Linked DNA regions of Homo sapiens: region 2 is linked to region 1. Evidence: read pairs that join two places in POLR2A ChIA-PET (ENCODE). Cell type or tissue: Caco-2. All regions are shown on one strand. Links, peaks and the distances in the headings refer to the core of each region. The heading gives the core; the rest is flanking DNA.

The links. ChIA-PET counts read pairs that join two places held together with the same protein. Peaks named below come from ENCODE experiments on the same cell type or tissue, not always from the same donor. Only the 100,000 strongest peaks of a DNase experiment are listed, where the experiment ranks them.
Region 2: POLR2A ChIA-PET joins it to region 1 with 14 read pairs; 3 of 35 experiments call an interaction of 5 or more read pairs at or near these places.

Annotation. Positions count from the first base shown.
Region 1 is chr3:193,911,408-193,919,933 of GRCh38, reverse strand. No RefSeq gene overlaps it. Among named protein-coding and RNA genes, the nearest start is that of LINC02038, 72 kb to the right of the region's middle. In Caco-2, for the core only: no CTCF peak of the experiment used is centred there; a DNase peak (open chromatin) is centred at 4,673.
Region 2 is chr3:193,702,398-193,710,923 of GRCh38, reverse strand. No RefSeq gene overlaps it. Among named protein-coding and RNA genes, the nearest start is that of OPA1-AS1, 79 kb to the right of the region's middle. RefSeq lists an enhancer at 1-714. In Caco-2, for the core only: no CTCF peak of the experiment used is centred there; no DNase peak of the experiment used is centred there.

The DNA.
Region 1 (8,526 bases), core at 1,616-6,615:
CCCTTATGTCTTTACATAAGCTCAGGCTCTTGATCTCACTTGCTTCTGGACTATGGCATCTTCTGGTCTTTGGGGCAGCCCCTATCTACCTGATGTCACCCCTTGTATATTGATGCTGCTGGTTTAGCTGTATGCAGCATGCACATTGTTTGCTCACCTCCCTACAGGACCTCTAACATCGTGAGGCATGTCGTGGTCTTGCTACTTCCTAATCCACACACCAGTTTGGTAGCTATAGGGAAAGGGCTGTACTTGTCAAAGTACAACTATAAGGAAAGGGCTGTACTTGTCAAAGCTCTTATTTAGAAACTGGCCTCTCACCTCTGCTGTTTATGAAGGGGATGTGGAGCACCATGTGAGAGGTAATTACTTCTTTCGCGAGGCAGGGATCTGTATCTGTTTCATTCACTGATGTGTCCCACGTGCCAGGACAGTACCTACCACAGAGCAGGCACTCAATTATATCTGTCAAATGAATAAAAGTCACTTCTCAGGATACCATCCTGCTTATCTCAGAATCAGGTCTTTGGTTGTTTGTAGGATGCAGCACACCTTGGTCTCCTACTGGATAAAGTGTTTTTGCCTGCAGTAGTGCATGCTCTCCACACTCTGGAATAGCTCTTTTGGGCTTGGCTTTCATTCTTATTCCTTTTCCTACACAGTCCACTGATGTCATAGACCCTGGCTAAAAGCAGAGTTCTGATCCATTCATTCATTTCTAAGCTTCAAATCTTTAGGTGACTTTCCATTGCTTTTGAAACAAGGTACACATTTCTCACTTGGGCAGTCAAGGCCTAGGATCTGCACCTGATCTAGTCTTTCAAACTCAGTCTCCGTGTGTTCCCCACAAATACTCGTGGTTTCATTTCGATTGCATTGCTCAATGTTTTCCAGACGTCTCTCTGAAACCTTCCTGTCTTTGTCCTCTTCTTCATATTGTGTCCTCTAGAATAATCTTCCCAACAAAATGATGTTTAGGAGGGGTCTTGAGCACTGTAAGTGATGTTTCTGCCTGCTGGGACTTCCAGCTTTTTTTTTTTTTTGAGACAGAGTTTCACTCTTGTTGCCCAGGCTGGAGTGCAATGGCATGATTTTGGCTCACTGCAACCTCCGGCTCCTGAGTTCAAGCAATTCTCCTGCCTCAGCCTCCTGAGTAGCTGGGATTACAGGCACCCACCACCATGCCCAGCTAATTTTTTGTATTTTCAGTAGAGGCGGGGTTTCACCATGTTGGCCAGGCTGTGAACTCCTGACCTCAGGTGATCTGCCTGCCTCGGCCTCTCAAAGTGCTAGGATTACAGGCGTGAAGCACCGTGCCTGGCCGACTCTAGCTTTTAAGACCTAGTCTGAGCTTGCAAGACCCATCGTGAACATCATTTTTTTCACAGAATTTCTTTTTTTCTTTTTTCTTTTTTTTTTTTTTTGAGATGGAGTCTCACTCTGTCGCCCAAGCTGGAGTGCAGTGGTGCCATCTCGGCTCACTGCAATCTCCGCCTCCCGGGTTACAGAATTTCTAACTAGCTCTCTACCTCTTCTTACCCTCTAGTATGTGCATTTGTACCTTGCTTTGTTTTCCTCAACTTTGTGCTTGTTTCTGTAATTCCCTCATTCATTCCTACCTCTGCATGCTTGAAAGTTCTTTGTGGATAAGGACTTGGTCCGAATTATATTTCCTTTCCCATCCCATGCACGTGGTCCTCTCTCAGGAAATAGTGCAAATGAGCAACTATTGCACCAAGTTAGCCATTCTCTAAACATAGGTACTACCTATGCACTTTACAATTCTTGCTTCTAATTTATTTCTGGGTTGCATGGACCTTACAAAAAGGAGTAGCCTTTTTGAAAAGATTGGTTTGAAAAAAAACAATTTCAAGCATCGTTTGAAAAGGCTGCGGGACCAAAAAGCCAGCACAGCTCAAGTCATTTTAAACATGCAATGATTCTCACTCTGAATACTCAGAGTGGAGACTCAAAGTGTGGCTCTTTGCAAGTTAATGTCACTCTGGCCATTCCTTACACTTTGATCATTCAAACAGAAGTCACATGTGGTTTCGTCTCAGCTCTAAGAAGGCCAAACATGAATTTCTCAAGCCTGTCCAAACAATCTCTCAGAAAAAAAGATAGAGGTTGGATCATTTGTTCATACAGTTTGATTAGCTAACACACATTTTATAGTACTTGAAGGGTTGTTGAAAAGGAGTTCCTGTCTTATCACTAGAAGGTGAATTCTTGAACCTGTAAAATAAACTAGTTAGTTTGCATGTCTTTATATTCCTTCCATGCATTTAGATATACCTATTTCCAGACAGGTTTTCAGAATGCATTTGGGAAGCCTGTGATTAAAGGATATTTTCTGGTATGGTATGAAGGCTGAGTCTCTTGACAATAACTTTCAGAAAAAGAATAAAATCTATTTTACATCAGCTGAATGTCTCTAATTGGGTCTTGAAGACCAAACAGTTCCCTTCAATGCAGCTGGGGCTTTGGGTAGCCCCAAACCAATTAACTCAAATTATATAATTTTCTTCCCATCCCTACCCCCAAAGCTTGACTTGCTTATTTAGTAAAGAGGAGGATTAGCGCAAGCACTAAGGAGCTGTTCTCTGGCTGCCTGGCACAATATGTGAACTTACTTCTGGGCCAGCCAGAAGCATCCTGGCTGGGAAGAAAGGAAAAGGGGAAGCTGAAGTGAAGCCGTCTCCTTGGTGTGACTCTCCTCTTTCTTGGGATACAATGGAACTCAGCAGAAATATATTACTGGATTACCAGGCAGCAGAAAGCATGCTGGCCTTTAAATGGGAACAAGCAATCTTTAGCCCTCCTAAACCTCTAAAAATGTGCAGGAGCTAATTAAGGCAACAACATCATGAGGTGATCAGAGAAGAGCAGAGAAATGTGAACGGTTAGGGGGAATCTGAACAGGTGTGTATGTGCGGTGTGTCTAAAGGAGCAAAAAGCTTTACTATGAATAGATTTCATCTTTCTTCTGTTTCCAAATGATTTGTTAAGCCTGGGGTGAGCATTGAACAAATAACAAAATTATGTAACAATTCCAAATGTATATTTTCCAAATTAAAAAAAAGCAATAATTTTAAAAGGCAGAATGACACCCTGCATTGCAACTGTATCAGAAATATGCTTAGTAACCTTTATTACAAGGCAGCTTAATTTTTTTTCTATTTTATATAGAGTACTGTCTTTTGTGATCCTTGTAACAAGATACTAAATACCTGATTTGATAATTGTGACATATAGGTGAATTTAAAATAGTTTAGTTCTAATAAGAAAGAATAATTAATGATACCTTCAGGTGGGCAGGTTTTTTCAGGGGAGCATTTTTTCATATTTATTGGACAGTGAAATCTCAGCTTCTAAGTGCTGACCTTTTATGTGCCAACAAGAGAAAGCAAATAGTAGACATGCCTCAATGTCTCCCTTCTTTTCTAAGCTTATAAAATATGGTACTTAACTTGCCGTGGTATTTTCTCACACATTCCTTTCTGAGGGGACCCTGCCCTGGATACCAGTAGAATGGTTTTATACAACAGGCTTCCCTGATGTTCTAGGTCCTGGGAGTTATCTTCTAAGCTTGAGTTTTTTGCTCATATGTCTGTCAAAAAGGAAAATCCAGTGAAATTAAAGTTCGTCAGGAAGCTACAAGTCTGTTTTCTTACAGCTCCCATGGGCAAAGTAGCATTATATCTTCTGTTGATGTCACCATTTCTCTGGGAGATTCTAGAAATTTGTTCATTGGTTTCCTTCAGAATCTACTGACTACCAATGTAAACTCACAGCTGGAGAGCCACATCCCTTGTCCTTTTGGACCATGGTACCTATGACCAAGGCTTAGGCCTTTTCTGTTGAGTCTCTGTCTTTGGGGAGGGGGATAAGTTCTTAAATTCAGGGCCAGAGTTCCAGGAAAGGTATTCAAGTAAGACACAGAGCAAGGCTACCAATTAAAATAAAGACAATAGACTTTCAAGTTCAAATTCTGAGAAGAATATTAAAAATTATTTAGTCTACACTGTGATTTTAAAGAGAGAACCATGGTAGCCCAGGAGGGAGGTTGACTTGTTCAAGGTCACATGGTGGCTTAGTGGTACTGCCTGACCAGAACTTGGTTCTCCTGATGCAATTGAAGAGCAATCTCTGGCTGTCAATGCTGATCACATCTCAATCATAGAAACATCTCCTTTATTTTTCTGACTTTATAGATTGCTAATGGCAGGAGAACACTATGACTTACAAGTTGAGCTTTCACCTTGCTGGCCCTGGCTGGGCAGACTTGGCATCTGTGGTTGAGGCTTTAAGGTGGAAAAACAGGGCATTACCAGTGCTTCTTTTCATTGAATGTACATTTGAGAGATGCATTAATTAACGTAAAATTGCTACCTCTAGCTCTGAGCCTTAGCTGGCGCTCCACTTTGTACTGTTCACCAAAATCAAAGCACCGCTATGGTTTATTTTTTAGATATCTTGAAAAGGATAATGTTTGACCATTCCTCTCCTTGGCTTTACCTCCATGTGCTGTGTGTAATGATCCAGAGAGAATCAATTGGACACTGCATTTTAAAGATAAGGATTGGGATTTTACTTCTGGGTAACCTGGTGACCCCAATCAATCTCTGTCTTACGAACTCTCTGAAGATTTGATGCTCCAGTCCGCAATTAAGTCCCAGCTTCCAAGAATGGCAACAGATGTTGCAATCCAAACACCTTTATTAACTATTTATCTTCAAATATATATCAACGATCTCTTGGCCAACAGAAAGAGTGGCCTGCCCCTTAAATGGAAAATCACACTCTTTCATCTTCAAGCTATTTTACTTTATAGTCCTTTTGAGAAGATAAAAAGAGATCTATTAAGAAAGTAGCTGACAATATATAATTGCTTTCAAAATTTGCCTTTTCTAAAAGTAGTTTTTATCTATACATTGAAAATATTGCTATTAAGTTGTATACCTCAACTATACAAAACATCAAATGGTATTTAGGGTAAGCAGATAACATAAAGTTATCTTTAATAGTGAAGATTTCAATGTTTGGTTTCCTTTGTTTTCATATAAAACTTGCTGATTACATTTCATTTGCCAGACTTTGGCCTTGTTTGAACCAGAGCTTCAACACCATAAAAAATAATCCTTGCCACCTACTTGCCTTACAAGAATGTCATGAGGATTATAAATGATGGTGGAGTAATTTAAACACAGAATGAAACACAAGGCCAAAATATTTTAAGCAAGACCCTGTGTAATCCTTTGTAATTGAACTCATCAAGGTTTCATTCTACAGCTGAGCCCTTGCCTGAAGTTTATTGAGGTTATTCTACCGAGAAAAAAATAAACTATCGTGAGGTCAAAGAGCCTTCTTCTTCCTTGATTTAACTCACTGGCTAAATTTGCTGAATTCCTCTCACACAGGTAGGAGAAGTGGGCAGTTTTTTGCTTCAAGGGCAGGGGTGAATTCACATGAAGATAATGAAGTTTAAGCTTCCAAGTGTTCTCAATGCCATTTGTCTTCATAAAATTTGCAAAAATCAGATATTTTAATCACAATTAGTTAAGAATGCGATTTTTACTCTGATTTTCCTTCCATCATACCCAAGGGCTGTCAAGTGGGGTGAAAGTGGCCCCAGGGCAACTGTGCACTCTAGCTAAGGGAACCTTGAGTAGGGGGTGCTTTAGTTTGGACTTCATGAAATATGAAGCATGCAATACTTCATAAGTCCAAACTAAAGCATGCCCTACTCAAGCTTCCCTTAGGTAGAGCCGTCTTTTGCTGTCCATCTGCGTACAATCACATTATTTCTAGCCTTGCTGATGTAGAAATGACTTCCAGGAACATGCCCACACTGTGCCGACTCACCTGCTGTCATGGCACAGAGATACAGACCAGACAGAGAGCCCGTCAAGAATTAAACTAAACACTGGAGGTCTGTGGGTAATGGAGAAGAAGAAAGGTTTGCAAGGACTTAGAAACCAACCCGTACAAAAAAGTGTCTAAGTATCACGTGTACACAGTTGTAAAGGCATGAATTCATTTCATTGATGTCTGGTCGAAGGAAAGTTCTCCCCTCTCAGGATTATACTTCATAAAGCATGGTTTATAATGTACATGTACTATGTTTTTTCTTCTTTTTAAATGCAAATTGTGTAAAATAGAAATCATGAGAATTCCTGTGTTTCTAGAAACAGACGTATAGGAGTGCTATAAAAAACAAGCATATCTAGTGAGAAATCAAGAATTGTATGGACCCCAACTTTCAATAATAATGTAACAAACTCCAGTCAACCCTGCTAGTAGAATGAGTGAATTATCTTTCTATTATCTCTATTGAAAATAATATAGCAAAATCATTGTCATATTAAGCAGCAATCAAAAAGTAGTAAAAAATGTAGATTAAAAAAGTATTACAGGTGTACATGAAACATGAATTACTAAAAATACTGTTTTTAAAAAAATTTTAATATGTTTATGGTATTTCCCAGTTTTCTGAATAAATATCCATATTAATATCTATTTTTTATCTATAACCTTTTATATTCTTTTTCTCACAAAAGGTCCATAAAATTTCATGTGTTTTAGCCCTCACATATTTTGCATCTGCTGTGGGGTAGGGGTGGGAATGTCAGGTGTCAAAGCTCAGTCCTTCCTTAAAGATTATTTGATTCAGAGAAGACCTTGGAGGCCAAGTACATCTCTGCTTCTTGCCTCCCTCCACCCCCTTCCCATTATGTTTAAGAAAATGCAGGCTTTGAAGTGAAGCTGTGCTTATGATTACACAGCCTGTGCTTGGTGGAAATTGGACAAATCCATGCATTAAGAATGGATTCTAGGATCTGCTGGTCAGAGAGACCAGCAGCAAAAGGACTGAAGCAGAAGCTGAAAGATCCAGGTGTCAGTCTTGACTGCCACTGGCTGATGTGTGACCTTGAAGAACAAACTTCCTCCACTGGGCCTTGACTCCCCATTTGTGCATGCAAGAAGGAGCCACCTTCCTATATTGGAAGTTATGGGAAGCCTCTGTGACAAAGGGAAGTCTGAGCAGAGGCTCAAAGGAAACCAGAGAGAGTCACTTGTATGCCCAGGCCTTTCTGTGAAGAGGAGAGTGTGTGTGGCATCTTGGTGGACTGGCAGGGAGGCCAGCATGCTCAGCTGGGTGGGCGAGGAGGGCAGAAGTAGGCCAAGTAGACGAGGCCAGAGAGCCAGTGCAGGCTATGGCAAGGGATTTTGCTCATAGGGAGAGGGGAGCCATTGGACCTGATGAACCTGGAGTGAGATGACCTGAAAGATATTTAAAAATGATCACTGGTGCTGCTGTGTGGAGTGAGGGTGGAGGCTTGATAAAAGGTGGCTGCAGGCCTGGTGCGTGGCTCATGCCTGTAATCCCAGCACTTTGGGAGGCGGAGGCAGGCAGATCGCTTGAGCCCAAGAGTTTGAGACCAGCCTGGGCAACAAAGTGAGACCCCATCTCTACAAAAAATACAAAAATTAGCCGGACGTAAGTGGTGTGTGCCTGTAGTTCCAGCCACTTGAGAGGCTGAGGCAGGAGGATTGCTTCAGCCTGGGAGGTTGAGGCTGTAGTGAGCCACTACACTCCAGCCTGGACGACAGAGCGAGACCCTATCTCTAAAAAATATTAAAAAGCCAGTGGAGAAAGTGCCTACGATCACCTCCAGCACAAGGCATAACGTGGCAAGTGCCTAAAAAGAAGCAGAGGGAAGTGGTGCTGGCCGGAAAGAATGAGCCGGACATTATCAAGCAGAGATGGCAGGCAGAAGGCGTGACAGTTTTGCAGAGGAAATGGCATAAACAAAGATATGTGTGAGAAAAATGAAGGCCTTGCTCACGGAAACAGTGCTGTGAAGTGACTGAGAGTGAGGATTCTGTGCCCTTAGAAGAGTTATTCAAACTTCCCATCCCTTAGTCTTCACTGTAAGTGGGGGCCGTTATCCTCATCTGCCTGGGAGAGGTCTGTCAATGAGAGTTGCCTGTGTTGTACTCTAGAGGTGCAGGGCGAATGGTAGCTTTCACTATTATGAATTTACGAAATTTTTATGAAATGCCAAAAAGTTCCGTGAGGCATAGAAATGTGATCAGCAGGAAGTCAGGCTGATAGCAAAGAGTCTTGAATGCCAGGCTGAAGAGACAAAAGAAGGAGGGAGAGTTCCAGGCTTGCTTTATTCTAAAAGTCACCAGAGGAGCTTCTGAAAATGAAGTCCCTCATCTTCCTACTCTGACATGGGGCCCAGGGAGCTGGATTTTAGCAAGAGTCCCTGGTGATTCTTATGCGGATGCGGCTTAAGAAAATAAATGTTTTTAACCTGAAGGTTGAAGGGGGCATTGTCTTCAACTGCTGAGCTGGTGGACCCATCTGCAAACCAACGATATGCCGACTACTCCCAGTTCTCCTTGTGCAAAGCCAGCAACTGCTAAATAGTTGGAGCTGATAGTTGGAAGGAGGAAGCATGTGGTCCGGGATTGAAGGAGAGCTCTGGGGACCTTTCGAGGAGCCACCCTTCCCCT
Region 2 (8,526 bases), core at 1,397-6,396, 210 kb after region 1:
TTCTCATCCTGGCAACCTCGGCTTTCTGAACTATTTGCCCAAAGGATGAGTAGGGAGGGCTGAGCCTCACCTGCTGATCTCAAGGGTCATGAATATTCTTATAATCCCCTGGAAAAAAGGGCCCTTTCATTAGAGAAGCGGATTCAGTCCTGGCGGCCTTCGGTGTTCCCACCTCCTCCTGCCCACCGGCCTGGCCTCCACTCTGCGGTCCGGCTCCGCGGCCTCTGGGTCCCTGCTGGCTTTTCGGCTATTCGCATAGACTAGAAGAAGAACTGGATTTTCATAAGGCACTGCTATGCTGCTTTCCCTCACTAATCCATGTCCCTATGTCATAGAAGAGTTAAAAGAAATAACAAGAAAGAAGTTACAGACATGCAACCTGCCCCTTAGAAAGGGGCAGTTTCACACGAGGGAACTTGCTGAACTCCCTTCAGTACACACGAGGGAACTTGCTGACCGACTCACTGGTAGTTGCATGTTTAAGTTCACACTTTACTTCATTGGACAAAAGGATCTAAGGTCACTTTTGGAAATTCCCACAATAATGCAGATGAAGAAATCAAAGTTACATGAGGAAAAAAAGGGAGCAAGGTGAAATCAAGTCAAGGAAAAATTTAATACCATGAAATTAAGGACTGAATCTGCTTTTCTGATGAAAGGGTCCATCTTTCTAGGGGGTTATAAGACATATAATGTAAGGCTCCATATGAGAGCAAGGATAGGCTGATAATTTAGTTTTGGGCTTCCTAGCAGCCAAAGTAAAAGGAGAAAAATGGTCAATAGAAGGCAGGCACAAAGCATTTGCTCAGGGGTGGCGCAGTTCTTCCTGATGCTGGGTTCTCTATCAACCGTGGGTCCTGGAACAAAAACACTGGTGTGCCGCATTAACAATGTCATCATTAACATCCCTGCGCCAAAGGTAAGAGTTTCACTTAGCAATGCTAAATGAGTTGGACCTGAATCCTCTGCATCTTCTTAAGAAAAATACAGACCCACATGACAGCCTACGTTTTCTTCAGAATCTGTAAGTGCAGCTTATTGAGTTGGTGCCACACAGGCAACACCCTTAAGGGCCTCTCCTGAACAGACATGAATGCTCAGGACTTGGGCTGTGAACTGGACTGTTCACTCTTCCAGGCCCAAGCCCGTAGCACCAGCACCAGCAGAGCAGTTGGAGCAGCGGTGGCTCCACAGAGCAGAGCTGGGCCCTGACTGGAAGCAGAGGCCACTGAAATGTCTGCTAACCCTTTGCTTAGCAGAAAGAGTGGAGGAAACACCTCTGGAGAATAAATTGTACTTGTGTCAGCATAGGTGAGTAGACAGTGCAGGAGAGGGGCAAGATTCCATCAATATTTCTTTTTCTTTTTTTTTGTTTTTGAGATGGAGTCTTACTCCGTCACCCAGGCTGGAGTGCAGTTGTGCCATCTCAGCTCACTGCAACCTCCGTCTCCCTGGTTCAAGCGATTCTCCTGCCTCAGCCTCCTGAGTAGCTGGGAATACAGGCACCCGCCACCACGCCCGGCTAATTTTTGTATTTGTAGTAGAAATGGGGTTTCACCATGTTGGACCTTGGCCTCCCAAAGTGCTGGGATTACAGGCATAAGCCACCGCATCTGGCCAATTCCATCAATATTTCTGATGCCATTCTTGTTTTTGGTTTGGAAACAATTATTGATGGATCTTAATTTAAACCAACATAGTGTCATAATAATAGCTAATAGTTTTGGACACTCACCATGTGCCAGACACTTTGAAAGTGTTTAAAATATATTATCTAATTTTAACCCCAAAGCCCCGAGATAGAAAACACACACACTTGTGTGTGTGTGTGAAATGAGGAAATGAAGGCTTAGAGAAGAATTTGACACCGCACAGCTAGAAAACAGCAGTGCCAGGATTTTAACCCAGTACTGCGACCTGCAGGGCCCAGGGTCTTCACGAGCATAACATCCTGAGAAGAAAATCCTACTAGAAATCAGGAGGCCTGGAAGTGTTTGCTTCAGAGATCCAAACAAACTAGCTTTGTAAACTGTAACAAACTAGCTTTGCTATGTTCTCCTTCAGGGATTCATTTATGCCATGTTTTTGAACATGTATTGGGACTTCAAAATCCTTTATAGCCCCGACATTCAAATCAGCTTATTTATTCATTAGATCACAATGTATTGTGCCAGGACTGTGTTATGGGGAAATCAGGCGCAGTCAGTCTCTGATTTCTTAGAATCTACAATCTAAATGGGAAGATGGACACCGTGTAAGTAACTGGGAATGTCACATGCACAAAGAGGGCCAAGTTTAGGGTGCTACAGGAGAATATCAAAAACTTAGATTAGTCTGAGTTGGGAGCTAGGTCAGGGAAGGGCTCCCAGAGGAGGTGATATTTCAGCAGAGCCCTAAGGATAAGTAGCAGTTGGCTAGGCAGATGGGAGTTCGGGGTTGAGAAGAGGACGTACAAAAGCCCAGGGTAGCATAGAGTGTATTTATAGACCCGAAAGCTCAAGTGTCTGAAGCACAGGGAAAAAGGAGGCTGGAGAAGGCAGGGGCAGATCTCACTGGGCCCTGAAAACCCTTGATGACTCTGAACATTATCAGGACAGTGCCAATCCATACCATGGCTTTAAGCAGAAGAATAACAATCATCTAGGATCTGGCTATAATACAGAGGCTAAGCCAGAGGAAAGCAAGAGAGCAAATGAGTCAGGAGGCCCTGCAGATTATGACTAGGGCCAAGATGGTGACAGTGTGGACGGAAAGGCATGGATGGATTTGAGATGCTTGGGTGTCTAATTAATAGGCCATGGTGGAGATTTGATGTGGACATGGGGTTGGGGGAAGAGTCAAGGGTGACCCCTAGTTTTTGGTTTGAGCAAAAAGGTAAATGATGTAAATGATATTCCCATTTAGTGAAACAGAGCAGAGTGAAGTGAGTACAGGTGGGCAAGAATTATAATGACTTTAGCTATAAGGTATCTTTGAAAAGTACAAGTGATAATGTTGAATAGGCATCGGGAAGCACTGGCGATTAAATGAGAGTTGAGGCTATGGGAGTGGATAAAATCTAGGAAGAGAATATCGGTTGGAAGAGCACCAGAACAGAGCACTGAGGAGGAAGAACAGCCAGGAAGGTAGGAGGAAGAACAGCCAGGAAGGTAGGAGGAAAATCAGAAGTGTGTGCTGTAATGGAAGCCAAGAGAAGCAAGTACTTCAAAGATGAAGTGGTCAACGCTACAGAATATAGTAATGGGTGAAGTGAGATATGGCCTGAAAACTATCCGATGAATGTAATGACATGGACACCACCATGTCCTTAGGGAGAACAGGTCCGGTGGAGTCGTACAGCTGATTTGGACATGCAACCAATATACCAGGTATCACTGCCATTTGCTGGCCTGGCTTCTGGCACTTGCCATTGACATAAAATATATCCCGATTTCAGGTAAAGAAGCCAACAGGTAATTTTCATGGATGGTGCAGAGCTTCAGATATTTTAAACAAAGGGTCTGATCCTATAGCTAAGCCTCATAGTACAAAGCAGTGATTGACAAATGTTTAATGTCTTGAGAATTATTGAGTACCCCAGGAGTTTTTGTGTAGGTTATGTCTGTTGATATTTATTATATTAGAAATTAGAACTGGCTGGGTGCAGTGGCTCATGCCTGTAACCCCAGCACTTTGGGAGGCAGGGGCGGGTGGATCACTTGAGGTCAGGAGTTCGGGAACAGCCTGGCCAACATGGTGAAACCCCATCTCTACTAAAAATACAAAAGTTAGCCGGGTGTGGTGGCATGCGCCTGTAGTCCCAGCTACTGGGGAGGCTGAGGCAGGAGAATCACTTGAACCTGGGAGGTGGAGATTGCAGTGAGCCAAGATCATGCCCCTGCACTCCAGCCTGGGTGGGTGACAAGAGTGAAACTCTGTCTCAAAAAAAAAAAAAAAAGAAAAAAAAAGAAAAAGAAAAAAGAAATTATAACTGAGAAATATTACTCAATTTATTTAAAAAATAAAACAATTACATGTTAACATAAATAACATTTCTGATGAAAAACAAATATAGCAACAAGAGTAGTACCATCTTTCATTTTTGCAATTCTTTTTAATGTCTGGCTTGATAGCAGATAACCGGATTATCTTACCTGCTTCTGCATTCAATCTATTGTGATATGCTGTTTTGGCTGACACAGATATAGAAAACCTGGCCTCACACAGTTACGGAATTGAAAAAGAGAAGAATGTAAGAGCCATTTCAGGTAATTGTGAGTCTTCTCTGATACTGCACCCACACTTAAAAAAGGTTAGTTGTAATGTGGCATCCGAAACCATATCAATGAACTTCTCCATATTCTGTGACCTAAACTCCTCTGGTCCAGCTCCCATTTTGTAGGCATCTTTACCCATGCCTGATTTGTTACCACAACGCATTAACCATTCGAGAAATACCAGTTCCCACGGTTATGCAGATCCTCCAACTGTTGACACTTCGCACTTTACAATATCCAAAAATCACATCCACTAATATCATTATCTCATCAGAAATACATACACTGAAAAGCTGTCAAGCTCAATGACAAGCTCAATATAAGTTTTTCAAAATGTTCATTTTTGCTTAGATGTGTAATTTGTATCATTGGCAATAAATGCACAGAAGTGGTTTTCCTTGAAGTGGCTGGCTCACTCCGCTTAGTTTGAGAAAATGGCTGCCAGGTGACCAAGTCTGACTTATGTAGTTTGTCAGTGATTCTTTTAAGCAAAATGGTGTTCCTTGAAAAAAAAGTGGTAATTTACGTCACCAATTAAACAATTATACAAGTACTTTTCCTCAAGATCACCAATATCCTTTATATGCACATGTTTTCTGTGTACCAGGCTTCTGTGTTTTTTTTGGAAAAAAGGGGAGTGCACGGCAGTGAAGATGACATAGTGCCTGTTAGGACCGGCAGTGCCGTTGCCTTGATTCATGCCGAGGCTCCAGTGTGGTGTGCTGTGGTTTTTCTACAACCAGTGAATGTCAGCACAGTGAAAAGGGCAAATATTAGTATTATTATCAAAATCATGGTGACCTTGTGGACCATGGAAATAATCTTCAGGACCCCCAGGGACCCAAAGACCACACTCTACCAACTGCTGGTGCAGAGTAAGCACTGGCATCTAAGAAGGCAATTTCCTCATGGAGAAACTCTCCAGATGCCAAAAAAGGCAAAGATTTTCCCCTGGAAGTGTTTTATATCTTTAGTAAAGCTCTGTAATAAATACTTCAGAAGTTTAGTGCCAGAATCAAACTATTTAATTAAATGTTTAAAATAATACAATAATCAGTTCGATTTATTCCATCACAACGAATATCTTATTTACCTTGTGGACATATTTTAAAGATTAAATGAGATAAAAAAGCTCTATGCCAATTAAGGGCAGTTTTATATAAAACAGAATTAAAGTTTTCACAAATGTCAGCATTAGAAGAACGCTGAATGAACATCCAACCAAACCCTCTTATTTTATCAATGGAGAAATAAAGCTACCTGGAGACAGATTTTCATCAAATGATCATGTTCCCATTTTAGATATTTCATTCTGGCAGGAGTGTGGGGGATGAACAGGAGATGAAAATGAAGGCCCATGGCAACAACAAAGGTGAGACATGGGGGGCCACCTGATCTGTGCAGACAGGATGGGAAAGAGTGGAGGGGTACAAATATATTAAACTGGTGGGTCGGGCGTGGTGACTTACGCTTGTAATCCCAGTGCTCTGGGAGGCCGAGGTGGGTGGATAGCCTGAGATCAGGAGTTCGAGACCAGCCTGGCCAACGTGGTGAAACCCTGTCTCTACTAAAAATACCAAAAAAAAAAAAAAAAAAAAAAATTAGCTGGGCGTAGTGGTGCACACCTGTAGTCCCAGCTACTCCGGACACTAAGGCAGGAGAATCGCTTGAACCTGGGAGGCGGAGGTTGCAGTGAGCTGAGATCGTGCCACTGCACTCCAGCCTGGGCAACTGAGTGAGACTCTGTCTCAAAAAAAAAAAAAAGTGGTGATTGGATTTGTTGGTTGCACTGGGGAGAGGGTCCCAGGTTTTTGTCTTGTGCAACTAGGTATATCACAGTGTCTGTCACAAAAATAGTGGAATCTGGAGAAGAGACAGGTTTACTGGAGAAAGAATTGGTTGCATTTTGGATAGGTTAAGTGTGAAGTGCCTGTGGGACATGCAGGTATAGTTGGCGATATGGGTTTGTGAAGCATGGAGAGAGGAACAGGATGGAGCTCGAGTTGAGAGCCAGGAGCAGATACAGCAGGGGGAGCTGATCAGCCAGGGAGAAGTAGGGTCAAGAAACGCAGAGTGTTCAGGGAACGACAACACTCAGGCAGGCCTGTGAGCAGCACTGAAAACCAATAGGCATTTTGTTATTAGAAGGGAAACCAGGAGAAAGTAGTGGCACAGAAGCCAAAGAAATAAGAGGTTAGAGAGAGAGAGAGAGGGCGAGTGAATGTATGTTACAAAGTTCTAAATGTCCCAGAGGGAGGAGAGGGAGAATGAAAGGTTATCACAAAATATTAAATAACCTTAAGGGACCAAGCCAAATAATAAATGTATTGAGGGCAATTAGCCAAATGGAGGTCACTGGTGGCCTTGCTGAGGGGCAGATGGCAAAGTGGCAGTGGTGGTGGTGAGGATATGGTGCAAGGGCCCAGATGGTAAAAGAAAACACTGGCTTTGAGGGGGCTGAAGAAGGAATGGGGAGGACTTCTCTTTCAAGGAGGATGGCTGTGAATGAAACACAGTGGAGTTTACAGATACACAGACAGTCCTCGACTTACAATGGTTTGATTGATAACTTTTCAACTTTATGGTGGCACGAAAGCTATATGCATTCAGTAGAAACTGTACTTCAAGTACTCAGAAAACTGTTCTGTTTTCCACTTTCAGGCCGGTATTCAGCACATTACAAGACATTCAACACTTTATTATAAAATAGGCCCTGTGTTAGATGACTTTGCCCAACTGCAGGCTAATGTAAGTGTTCTGAGCATGTTTAAGGTAGGCCAGGCTAAGATGTGATGTTCAGCAGGTGAGGTGTATTAAAATGCATTTTAGACTTAGAATATTTTCAAATTATGATGAGTTTATTGGGATGTAACTCCATCCTAAGTCAAGGAGCATCTTTATAGGGTTCACAGAAGAGGCCAACTTATTTCTAGATGCTGGGATTCCTGAATATTTTAAACCTTCACTTGCCTTATTTCTAGGTAACTATATCCAGAGTACCCAGAATAGAGTAACGCTTTTTTGCCAACCAGCTCATGATATGAAAAGGAACTGCCTCCTTACGATGGTTGAACGGGTAAGGGAAGAAAGCTATTAGTACTCTTCCAGCCCATTCTGTACCTGCTCTTTTTCTAAGCTCTGCAGTCAAACCTACATGGGATCCCATAAAGACTTTGTCAACCAGCCAGCGGTGGAACTTGAGGCAACCTCTCTGAGCCAGAGTTAGCCTGTTGGTAAACGACAATGCCTGCCTTAGGAAGTTGTAAGAATAAGCAAGATAATGTGTTTAAAGTACCTGGGATACAGCAGGCATTTAATAAATGAGAATTTCCCTCCAGTCCAGCCTCATAATAAAGCAGAAACAACAAAAAACTCTGCATCTCTAAAAATGACCAGAAATCATGTTATTTTCAGAAGGCCTTGGTACTATTATCACCCAAATGCACCGAGGCCAGAAATGAGCAGAAAGCTATAGTTGAAATCAGAGGTTTCAAATAGTGACTCACGAGTGGGAAGCATGCTATTTGCAGATGTTTCTCTTGGACTCACACAAGTATTTAAGATTTTCAAAATTAGCTGCTAACATTTAAAAATAGGGAAGTTTCACATAAATAGATCCCCAACTTCTTTCACAAAACGACTGGCTTTGGAAGTATTGAACCTGTGGCCCTGGGTCTAAATCTTCATGAAACACATAGTACTTGCCTAGGAATCAGGGAACAGTTTCTAGCTGTAACATTAATTGAGCAAATTGCTTTTCTCTGGGTCTCTCTCTTTTTTTTTTTTTTTCAAAGTAAGAGTTATCACTGTTCTAAAACAATAGTTCATTTTTTAGGTAAACAAAGTAAATCCGAGGACAAAAACATGGTAAAACTTCTTGAAATCACACGATACATACAGGTAACCAGGTAGTAGAAGGCTTTCAAAATGGTGCAGAATATATAAATATTGGCTGCACAAAAGATTATCCAAACTACAGGTATCAATAAAAACACCATGATGATTCAGAAAGAGGAAAACCCTCTTAAAATGAACTACTGTATGCCTAAATACACAGGAAGGTTTAAGCTTCCCATTAGATGTGGCACATGCAGACTTGTCCCATACTCATCTGCTCTAGAAAGTTCCCCATTTCCACATTCTCATCTTGTGGTTTTTGAGGAGGTTGAGCATACCACGCCTCATCCGTGGAGGCTTTCTGCTTGGCTGGCTTCAGACAAAGTTACCATTAACTCCCCAACCTGCAAGAAAATGATTTGACACAAAGGAT